Linked DNA regions of Mus musculus: region 1 is linked to region 2. Evidence: chromatin contacts called from ENCODE Hi-C or POLR2A ChIA-PET data. All regions are on one chromosome and are shown on one strand. Each heading gives the region's core, a stretch centred on a gene start or an enhancer-like site at or near the end of the contact. The rest is flanking DNA. Distances are from core to core; before and after follow the strand shown.

What was found. A loop is a pair of places that touch in the nucleus more often than their neighbours do. ChIA-PET counts read pairs that join two places held with the same protein, here RNA polymerase II (POLR2A).
Region 1: a loop to region 2 is called in a map of heart, with 5 times the contacts of the local background. The contact joins the promoter of Akap17b here to the promoter of Pgrmc1 in region 2. A Hi-C loop is called at or near these places in 2 of 37 maps with a recorded cell type or tissue (both heart). POLR2A ChIA-PET finds 5 or more read pairs at or near these places in 4 of 5 experiments (Patski and embryonic stem cell).

The regions. Positions count from the first base shown.
Region 1 is chrX:36,642,308-36,646,841 of GRCm38, reverse strand. It overlaps Akap17b (A kinase (PRKA) anchor protein 17B), which reads left to right and starts at 1,428. Exons shown (of 7, transcript NM_001081956.1): 1 at 1,428-1,792.
Region 2 is chrX:36,596,049-36,600,948 of GRCm38, reverse strand. Pgrmc1 (progesterone receptor membrane component 1) reads right to left here and starts at 2,756. Exons shown (of 3, transcript NM_016783.4): 1 at 2,335-2,756. The coding sequence starts at 2,662.

The sequences.
Region 1 (4,534 bases), core at 179-2,678, 47 kb before region 2:
TGTGAGAACCTCCCCAGGGAAGGAGTTGACAGTAAATCTCTTAAGTGTCAACTTTGTGATTTGTCATCTGAGAAAGTGAATTCCATGTTGATGAACTCAAAGAAATGTCATCTGGGCAAGGGTTGGAAGGGACACTTAGTTCCTGGTGTCTGTTTTCAAAAGATTTAAGGCAATTGGCTTACATTCAGAGAAGACCCTCAATTTGTGTCTTTGAACATCAGAGCCTGGAACAGTGGGCCAGGAGAATGGTCTTTAAATTGTTAGAAAACCATGGAGAAGGAGAGGCAAGGCTACCTTTGCTTATCCTCAGGCTAGAAGGCCAGAGACCAAAGTGACCATCGCAGAGTCAGGGAGTCTTGGTGCCTGGTTCCTGGAAGTTTCCCAGCATACAGGGTCTAAGCTCCTGTACTGGATACTGGACAAGAAGAAAATAAACCCACAACCAGTGAGTGTTCTCCTAGGTTCTTGCTGACTTCTTGATGGGGAAGATCTGGTCAAGAGAGTGGCTAGTTCTCAGCTATGACGGTGGGTAAGTCTCTCCGTGATGTTTTTTTCTCTTGTAAAAAATGTGTATGTGTCCACAAGTGTGTGGAGGCTACAGGTCAACATCGGGTGTCTTCTTGATTGCTTTGTTCCTTATTTTGTGAGACGGGGTCTCTCACTGAACCTGAAACTCACCAATTGCCTAGCTAGCCTGGCTGACCAGCAAGGTCCAGAAAGCCACACAGTATCACCACCTCTGGCCTAATTCCCATTCCCTTTGCAATGGGAATTGCAAACTCACCCTACCACATTCCAACTTTTACACCCTTGCTACAGATCTGAGCTGGGTCCTCATGCTTGCATCCCCCTCCCCCAGTCTTGGCTCTCTTTCTTTTCTTGTGCTTGTTCTTTATCGAGACAGGGTTTCTCTGTGTAGCCCTGGTTGTCCTGGAACTCACTCTGTAGACCAGGCTGGCCTTGAACTCATAGATCCGCCTGCCTCTGTCTGTGCTGGGATTAAAGGCCTGTAGCACTGTTCTCTCTCTCTCTCTCTCTCTCTCTCTCTCTCTCTCTCTCTCTGTCTCTCTCTCTCTCTCTCTCTCTCTCTCTCTCTCTCTGTGTGTGTGTGTGTGTGTGTGTGTGTGTGTGTGTGTGTGTGTGTGTGTGTGTGTGTGTAGTGGGTGGGTGTTGGTGGTGTCTGCAGTCTCTAAATCACATAATTAGGCAGTGGGGTGGGCGGTGAGTAAACTGGACAAAACCTTGAGCTAGTTAGAACCTTGCAATGGAATTAACTTTGGCCCTTGCTTGGCTGTACAGGAGGGGCGGGGTTACTTTAATGCTTGCTCGGGAGAAGGCGATTGGCCCTGGGGAAATCCTAGGGGCGGGTCTAGTCGGTGGTTGCCATTGGTTCTGCCGGCAAGTCAAGGGATGGCAGCGAAGGGGGCGGAGCTCTCGAGGGGAGTCAATTGGTCCGCTGGAGCCCACCAAGGGATTGGAGCAGGCAGGCGTGCAAACCTGCACCCTGTAGCCCCCAGCCAGGAATCAGGAGGCAGCCACCTGGAAGCTCACGGGGCCTGCAGCGGGGCGAGGGGCGCTCGGGGCGTTGGCACGAGCGCGCGCGCCTGCGTCGCCTTCTCGGATGCGGCGAGGACGACTCTGTGTCGCGACCTGAGCCATTCAACAGCTGGCCTCGCCCGCGGCGGTGGAAGAGAGCGACCAGGAGGGTTGATCCTTGACACTGCGGCGGCTGGAGGGAGGCGGCGGCAGGAGCGGTAGCGGTTCCGCTACCCCAGCGGAGCTAAGCGTGAAGGTACAGCGGCTGCTGAGGCTCCCGATAACACCCCCCCCCCCCTTTCTGAGAATCGACCAGGCGGCTGCGTCCTTCTGCGTCCCGGTTGGCCGGCCGCCCTGGCCTACCGGAGTCTTGGGTGCCTGGGAGGCAGGGCCGCGTTGGACCCTGAGTGAGGACTTGGGAGGGGTTTTGGAGAGAACCCAGGTAGCCAGGCCTGCTCTAGGTGGAAACCAGGTTTTCTAGAGATGCCCCTAGGCTTTCCCCCTTGGATCCATTCGGCTGCTCTCTTGGGTCTTGGTGCCGCACTAGGGGGCGCTGTGGCCGCTGCTGCAGCTGAGGTCACTGGAAGCTTTTCCTTAGGGTGTACTAGATTGCTTAGGAAAGCTGAAGGATGCCCTCCTCCCTGCTGTATGCAAAAGCCAAGGGCTCTGGTTCTCAATCTGCTTCAGTGACATTCATTCCAGTTAACCACTACCCAGGGTCCGTTGCCTCTGCCCACTGATGACCACCAAGGGCCTTGTGAGGTTCCTACCGTGGATGGAATTAAACTGCTTCTAATTTGACCCAAGAAAGCAGGGTAAACCTCTAAGCCTTTGGAATGCATAGTCTTGAGCTTTGAGTAGATGGGCAGAAGTATCAGGGAAGAAAGCAAGTTGGGGAGCCTCATGTCTTGGATACTGCTGTCTCTGAGCATGTTGGTCACTGGGACTAGTACCATTTTTACATTTATCACCTGCTTATGAAACCAGTCACTACCTGAGCACTTTTGAATGTCACTAACTCTAAACATGTGTTGATTGGAACCCTGGAACTCTGAATTGCAGTATGGGGACTACCTGGGTCTTTTTATTTCCCACAGGGTTTCAAAGATGGTACCCATTTTACCTGATGTTCTTCCTGTCTCAGATCTACCTTTGAAACCTCATACTGTTGAAATACTGTAAGATTGTGAAGTATAATTGATAGGGATGCCTTTTCAATTCTGAAAATGTAGTGGGGATCTCTCAAATTCAGTTTTTTAAAAGAAAATTTTTTTTAAAGCATGTGAGATTCTGGTAGCCACACATTTCTTTCTTTTTTTTTTCTTTTTCTTTTTTTTTTTTTTCTTTTTGGTTTTTGGAGACAGGGTTTCTCTGTATAGCCCTGGCTGTCCTGGAACTCACTTTGTAGACCAGGCTGGCCTCGAACTCAGAAATCCAGCTGCCTCTGCCTTTTGAGTGCTGGGATCAAAGGCATGCCCCACCACGCCGGGCTGGTAGCCGCATATTTCTGTGTTCTATTTTTTATTCCTGTGTGGGGAGTGTATCCTCTCAAAAGGATGGAGTAACTTGAAGCATGGGGTAACTTCCATGAAAGTGTTTTTTACTTCAGTTCTTGTAAAGCACATGGAAAAGTGGAATGAGCCTCCAGGCACTGGTGCCCAGGGAATACCAGCTGCTATACCCATCAGAGGACGGCTGGGGCTGACTTGAAGAGGAAGTATAAGGTAGAGGGTAGGGCATGCAGAAACCATCTTCTGCAGTAGGTGGACTCGAGGTCTCCCATTTATTCTTAACCAAATATCACACAAGAAAAGTGTGGCTCATTGGTCTATTTTTTTATATCATATTCAGGCAACAGACCCAAGTTTACTGGATCCATGTGTCATCAGAAGAAATGGTGAGGCTTGTTGATGGTGTGTGTGTATTGTGTGTGTGTACACACATGAGAGAGAGAGAGAGAGAGAGAGAAGAAGCTCTCTGCTGTTAAGGCTAGCTATGCCTTTTATTTTCCCAGCATGCACCCCTGCCTTTGTCAGAGAAAGGAACTTATGTTTTTTTTTTTTTTTTCAGAATGGAAAAGAAATCTTACTTTAATTATAATTATAGAATCCTTTTAAAGAAATAATATTTTATTTTTCTGTTATTTGCTTTGTTTGTTTTTTGTTTTTTCCAGACAGGGTTTCTCTGTGTAGCCCTGGCTGTCCTGAACTCACTTTGTAGACCAGGCTGGCCTTGAACTCAGAAATCTGCCTGCCTCTGACTCCAAAGTGCTGGGATTAAAGGTGTGTGCCACCACTGCCCGGTGAAATAGTATTTTATTAATCCTTTGAGAATTTCATACATGCATATGAAGTCTTTTAATCATATTTACCCCATTATTCCCTCCTAATTCTTCTCAGACTCCCAACACCATGTTCTCTTAAAAAATAACCCATAGAGTTAATTTGTGCTGCCTAGATAGTCATGGCTTGGGGACCATCCACTGCAGCATGCAGGACCCTTAACAAAAGCTGACTCTTCCTTCCTCAGAAGACATTAACTATGAGTAGTGGAGAGAAGAGTTTTATTGGTAGTGGTATTTTAAGAATTCAGATTCAATCTCCATTCAGGTTTACAGATTTTTTTGTTGTTGTTGTTTCCAACATATTCCTGGCTTTTTAAGAAGCTTAAAAGCTTAGTTGCAGTTGGAGGCAGGTCACAGTTGAAGTCAACATGGTCTACATGGAATATAGGGAGCATTTCTCAGAAGAGACAGTATAAGGACTGGGACATATTAAGGAAGTCCAGTGAAAATTGAGTAGTAGTAGCGGCAATAATAACAATATAATAATAATAATTCAATGCTTTTGGGGCTAAGTATTTGCTCATCTCATGTGATTCTTCAAAAAATCACACACACATACTCAGAAAGAGAGAGAGAGAGAGAAAGAGAGAGAGAGAGAGAGAGAGAGAGAGAGAGAGAGAGAGAGAGAGAGAGACTGGGCATGCTAGCTAATGA
Region 2 (4,900 bases), core at 1,507-4,006:
TGGGGCTTTGCATATTCTAGGAAAGCACCCTAGTGCTGAGATATACTTCAAACCCTTAGGATCATCTTGTAAATGCAACTAAGATTCTAAAATAGGGGTTGGTTTCAGTCCTCATTGCATGCTGCCACTAGAGAAGGTTTAAAAAGAACAAAATTCATATGCTTTTCACAAAATATATACTGCTAATGGAAATAGTATCACCTAGTGCTTGGAAACAAAGTCAAAGTCTTGGTTTGGACTCTTACCATTTTAGAAATTACAGTCCCTGGACTGGTAATGCATACTTAAACAAGATCTAAGGCAAATATTAATAGTCTTTGGAGAGTATATTTTGTTCACTACAAAGCATATTAACTAGATGCTTGGTGAGCAGAGCTTTGTGTTTTTCACTCACTGCTACTCGCTAGCATCTACGACTGTGCTGTACAGAGTACTAGACACTCAAATGGCTTCACTTCTAAGAGTACTCTGTAACAGAAAATATTTCCACTATGATACTATCAGTGTTCCTTGGCCTCCTCACACTGGGGGCGTGCTTGTCTTTTTATGTTCCCAGAGGGAAAACTAAGGCCTTGAGACCATAGGGCGTTGCACCAGATCACACAGCTGGTCAGGGACAACAGCGAGGCTAGAATGTAGAGTGCAGGTTGACTCCTAGTTGTAGCTGTTCCAGTACACACATCGATATCCGGCAGGATGACTCTGCAAACTGTAACCTACCTGGTTAGAATGGAGACAGCTTGACTCCAGCTGTGCTCTCTGAAAGCACGGAGGATCCCCATGTGATGACTTTGCAAATACAACCAGATGACGAGGCCTCGTGCATTTGTGTTGATTACCTTATGGTTTAGCTTAATAATTATGGGTAATTACACCATTGTTTATGGATAATGTGTGACTACAGTGACAAACAATATGTAGTTTTCCTATTATTTTGCAGTCACATGCCTACAGAACGTAATTTTCTAAAATGTCTGAAAGCAGAAAGGAAGAGTGAGAGTTCACTAAAAAGCCTTTGGCACATGTGCTTTTGATTGGCTGGACTCTGAGACGTAACAGAGTGGGTATGTCTGGTTTGGATTAGTGCTGGCTAGTCTTCCCTCTCAGACCAATGAGCATGTGAACATACCCACCCCCCAGCCCCGAGTTCCTGGTGCTTAGAGGAATCCATATTGGGAGAGCTAAAGCCTCTTCTTCCTCTCTAAATGTTCTAGAAAGCAGGGCTTTCTAAATCTGGCTGATTCCCCATTTCCCTACAGCAGAGGAGTAAAATGTAGATCTTTTTAGCCCTCTCCCCTGCCCCAGAGATCTAAGTGTGGCTATGGATGGTCAGGCCAAGAATCTGTATTTTTCATAAGCATCAGGTGATTGTGATAGGCAATCCAGTTTGGAAAAGCCTCATTTCTGGGGAGTTGTCCATCTCTTGTTTTCCCCTTGGTTGGCTTTTCCTGAAATCCCCCCACCCATCGGGCTTCACAGCCTTACCCTATTGTTTCTCAGGACCCTTCCACTCCTCCCTCCCACCCCCGTTTCATTTCATTTTATTTTTTCCACCTCCCAGTCTCCCCACTCTATCATACACTAAATATGGTGTTTCTGACCATCTCACCATGTTACCATAGTCCACCACACACTGCTCTTAATGCATCCAACCAAGCTTGGTCGCTTATTCATCATCCAGCCTGAGTCCACCCCACTCTGCACGCACATACACATACCAAAGACATACCTAACACATGTCACATTCCAAGCGCCACCCCCCAGACAAACGGTGTACACCAAACACACATTCACTGCGCATGCACACAGTGTACACACACACACACACACACACACACACACACACACATTCTCCGCCAGGAACAATGCTGCTTTACCTGACACTAATCCCCTTCTCCACTTTCTCTCTTTACACACCCTTACATTCCACCATGGCTCCTCCGGCGTCATCGGCCTCCACGTCTTCTCAAGTGTCTGGGCCTCTCTGGAGACACCTTCATTTTTTCCCCTCAAATCCGAAGTCTCCCCCTCTTTTCAGGACCCCCGCCCCAAAGCCCACTACCTTCGAAAAGTTCCCTAATATCCCGGGGCTTCGGACCTCGCTGTCCCTCCCACCCGCGGTTTCCAAGGCTCAGCCTCATTCGGGCATCCCATCCCCCCGTACGCACCCCCACCCACCCAGAGCCTCGTGCCCCCGGCCCGCTCCCATTGCTGCCCGCCTTCCCTCCGACCCTCCCACGGGGGCGCCCCACCTCCCCCGGCCTCTCTCCCGCCCCGCTTCCACGCCAGGGTCCCCTCTTTTGTCTCCACGACCCCCTGGCCCTGCCTCCGTACCAGGCCCGTAGAACTTGCGGCCTTTGGTCACGTCGAACACCTTGCCGTTGATGGCCATGAGAATGCGCGGGTCCTGGACGCCATCGAAACGCCTCAGCTCGGCAGGGGTGAAGTCGCGCCGCTTGAGGCGGGGCAGCGGGGGTGGTTCGTCGTCGTCGTTGTCGCCACTGGCACCGGGCTGGTCCCCGCGAACGATCTTGTAGAGCAGGAAGATGCAGAGGCCCAGGAGGAGCAGGTTGAGAGGAGACGTGAAAATCTCGTGCAGCAGCCCGCCGCCCTCTAGCTCGCTCGGGTCGGCGCCAGTCGCCACCACATCCTCGGCAGCCATGATCTCTGGAGCAAAGGTTGGGCCCGGCTAGGCAGAGCTCCGGAACAGTCCGCTTCCTCCGCCCTCCCAGCGAACAGTGGCGCGCAGCGTTCTTTGACAGAGGAAGAAAAGCTCGGGAGGGGCGGGGCTCCGGGGGCGGAGCCTATAAGCCCCCGCCCTTCGCGGCCACCTAAGCGCCCCGCCCTGCTCGGGCTGGCTCGGGCAAGCTGGGCCTGGTTCGGCCTCTGCTTCGGGCCCCCTATGTAGCCTCGGGGGTCTTGGTCTTTCTCCCTCAACCGCTCCGTCAACCAGGGCCACCGAGCCCAGCCCACCTCTCTGTTCTACCTGCTGGGCCTCTGCCCCGGTTTCCGGGCACCCTCAGATCATAGTGCAGCTCGCAGACACACAGCTCAGTCTCTTGGGTACAGTGGGTAGCTTCCCGCTGACCCTGTGGGGAAGCCTTGACTTTAGGGCCCGCTCCTCGCGGCAAATGACGTCAGTTAAAATGAGGTCGCATTTCTCTTGCTTCGCTTCTATTTTAAAGCCCCTTATACTCTCTCCCCTGGGCCATACCCTTAGAGCCAGGTAGCTGTTTTGGGATACTCTAATATCATGCCTTCAACTCCTTTTCACCTTACAGTCCTAGACTATTCGAACATCCATTTTGGGATGGTTCGCCTCCAATTCTTGCCCAAAAGCTGTGGGACTAACACCCAAAGGACAGCCAGTCAGGTAACAGGCCTGTCAATTCTATAAAATCTGGAGCTCAGATCGCCAGATTTTGCGTTTGTTCTTAAAGTTTTTTTTTTTCTTTTTGAAATCATCAATTATGCTTAGTCACAAGGCACCAGTAATCAACAACTGACATTCTGTTGTTGAGCCTTTTTTTTCTATAGAAATACCAGAATAATGTTCAAAGTTCCGTTGCTTGACAGCATTCTTCTATTTGAAGTCTGTGGAAACTACCCTTGGCAGTCACTGTAACCCTGAGCACAGCCCCTGATAAACGCTGGAGTTTGGAAGGATCCTAGATTTTATCTTTTTAGATTCCCAGGCTTCTGGTGTGCAAACAGGCTGCACGGGAGCAGGCCTCTATGGAACAAGGATTGTGCCTATTTTTCAGAGACCTAATCTGGCTGCCCCCCCCCTTAAATTGTAATTGGGAAACGGTAACATAAGAAAAAGGAGAATAATTAAAACCAAGCCATGCACACATCTGCAGAGCAGGGCACGACTTTTCCATACAATCCTGTTTGTACACCACTTACATGCAAGAGATTTGTGCAGAGAATTGGCTAAATTCTGAAAACTTTTGGCAAACACTGCTGTAATCCCTGCCCCCCCCCATCTTCTTAAAGTGTAATGAGTCAAACACTCTTTATATCCAGCCCACACATTTTTTCCCCCAGAGCTAAATTTAGGATTAGCTAAACCGGCCCCTCCAGATCTTTTGTCAAAACTCTTCAACTTAATCATCATGAAACAAGCTCAAACTGAGAGCACTCAGCTCCGGTTAGAATCCAGTTATCCCTTTCACAGAGTACTGTGAGCAGCAAAGATATTTCTTAAAAAATAACAAACTTGTGAAAAATGTTTTCATTTGAAACTAATATGGCCAAAAAAAAAAAAAAAAAAAGGGGGCTGGTGAGATGGCTCAGCGGTTAAGAGTGCCGACTGCTCTTCCAAAGGTCATGAGTTCAAATCCCAGCAACCACATGGTGGCTCATAACCATCTGTAATGAAATCTGATGCCCTCTTCTGGTGTGTCTGAAGACAGCTACAGTGTACTTACATATAATAAATAAATAAATATTTAAAAAAAAAAAAAAAAAAAAAGAATCTATCTTTCAGTGTTCATGTTAACTGATAGGAAGATCGTTAAGAGGCTGAGGAAATGGCCTAGTGGGCAAAACACACTGGCATGCAAGTGGAAGACCAGCTTCACCATCCCCAGCACTCATATAAAAGCTATGAGGGTTTGGCAGCTAGCCTTTAATGCAGAGCTGGGGAGTGGGCAACAGGTTAACAGACTATCTTTTGCCCTGCTATCTAAGGGGGGGTGATTAAGGGATACACTATACTTCAACCTCTGCCATCCACACAAGCACACCCCCCCATACACACACATGCATACTCAAATACATACCACACTCACAGACCATGTGGCAAAGAAGAAAGAAACAAAAAAAGAAAGAAAAGAAAATCACAAGTGAAATCCTCTAGTCATAATGGAGAAAAATGAGGAAATATCAGTGGTGA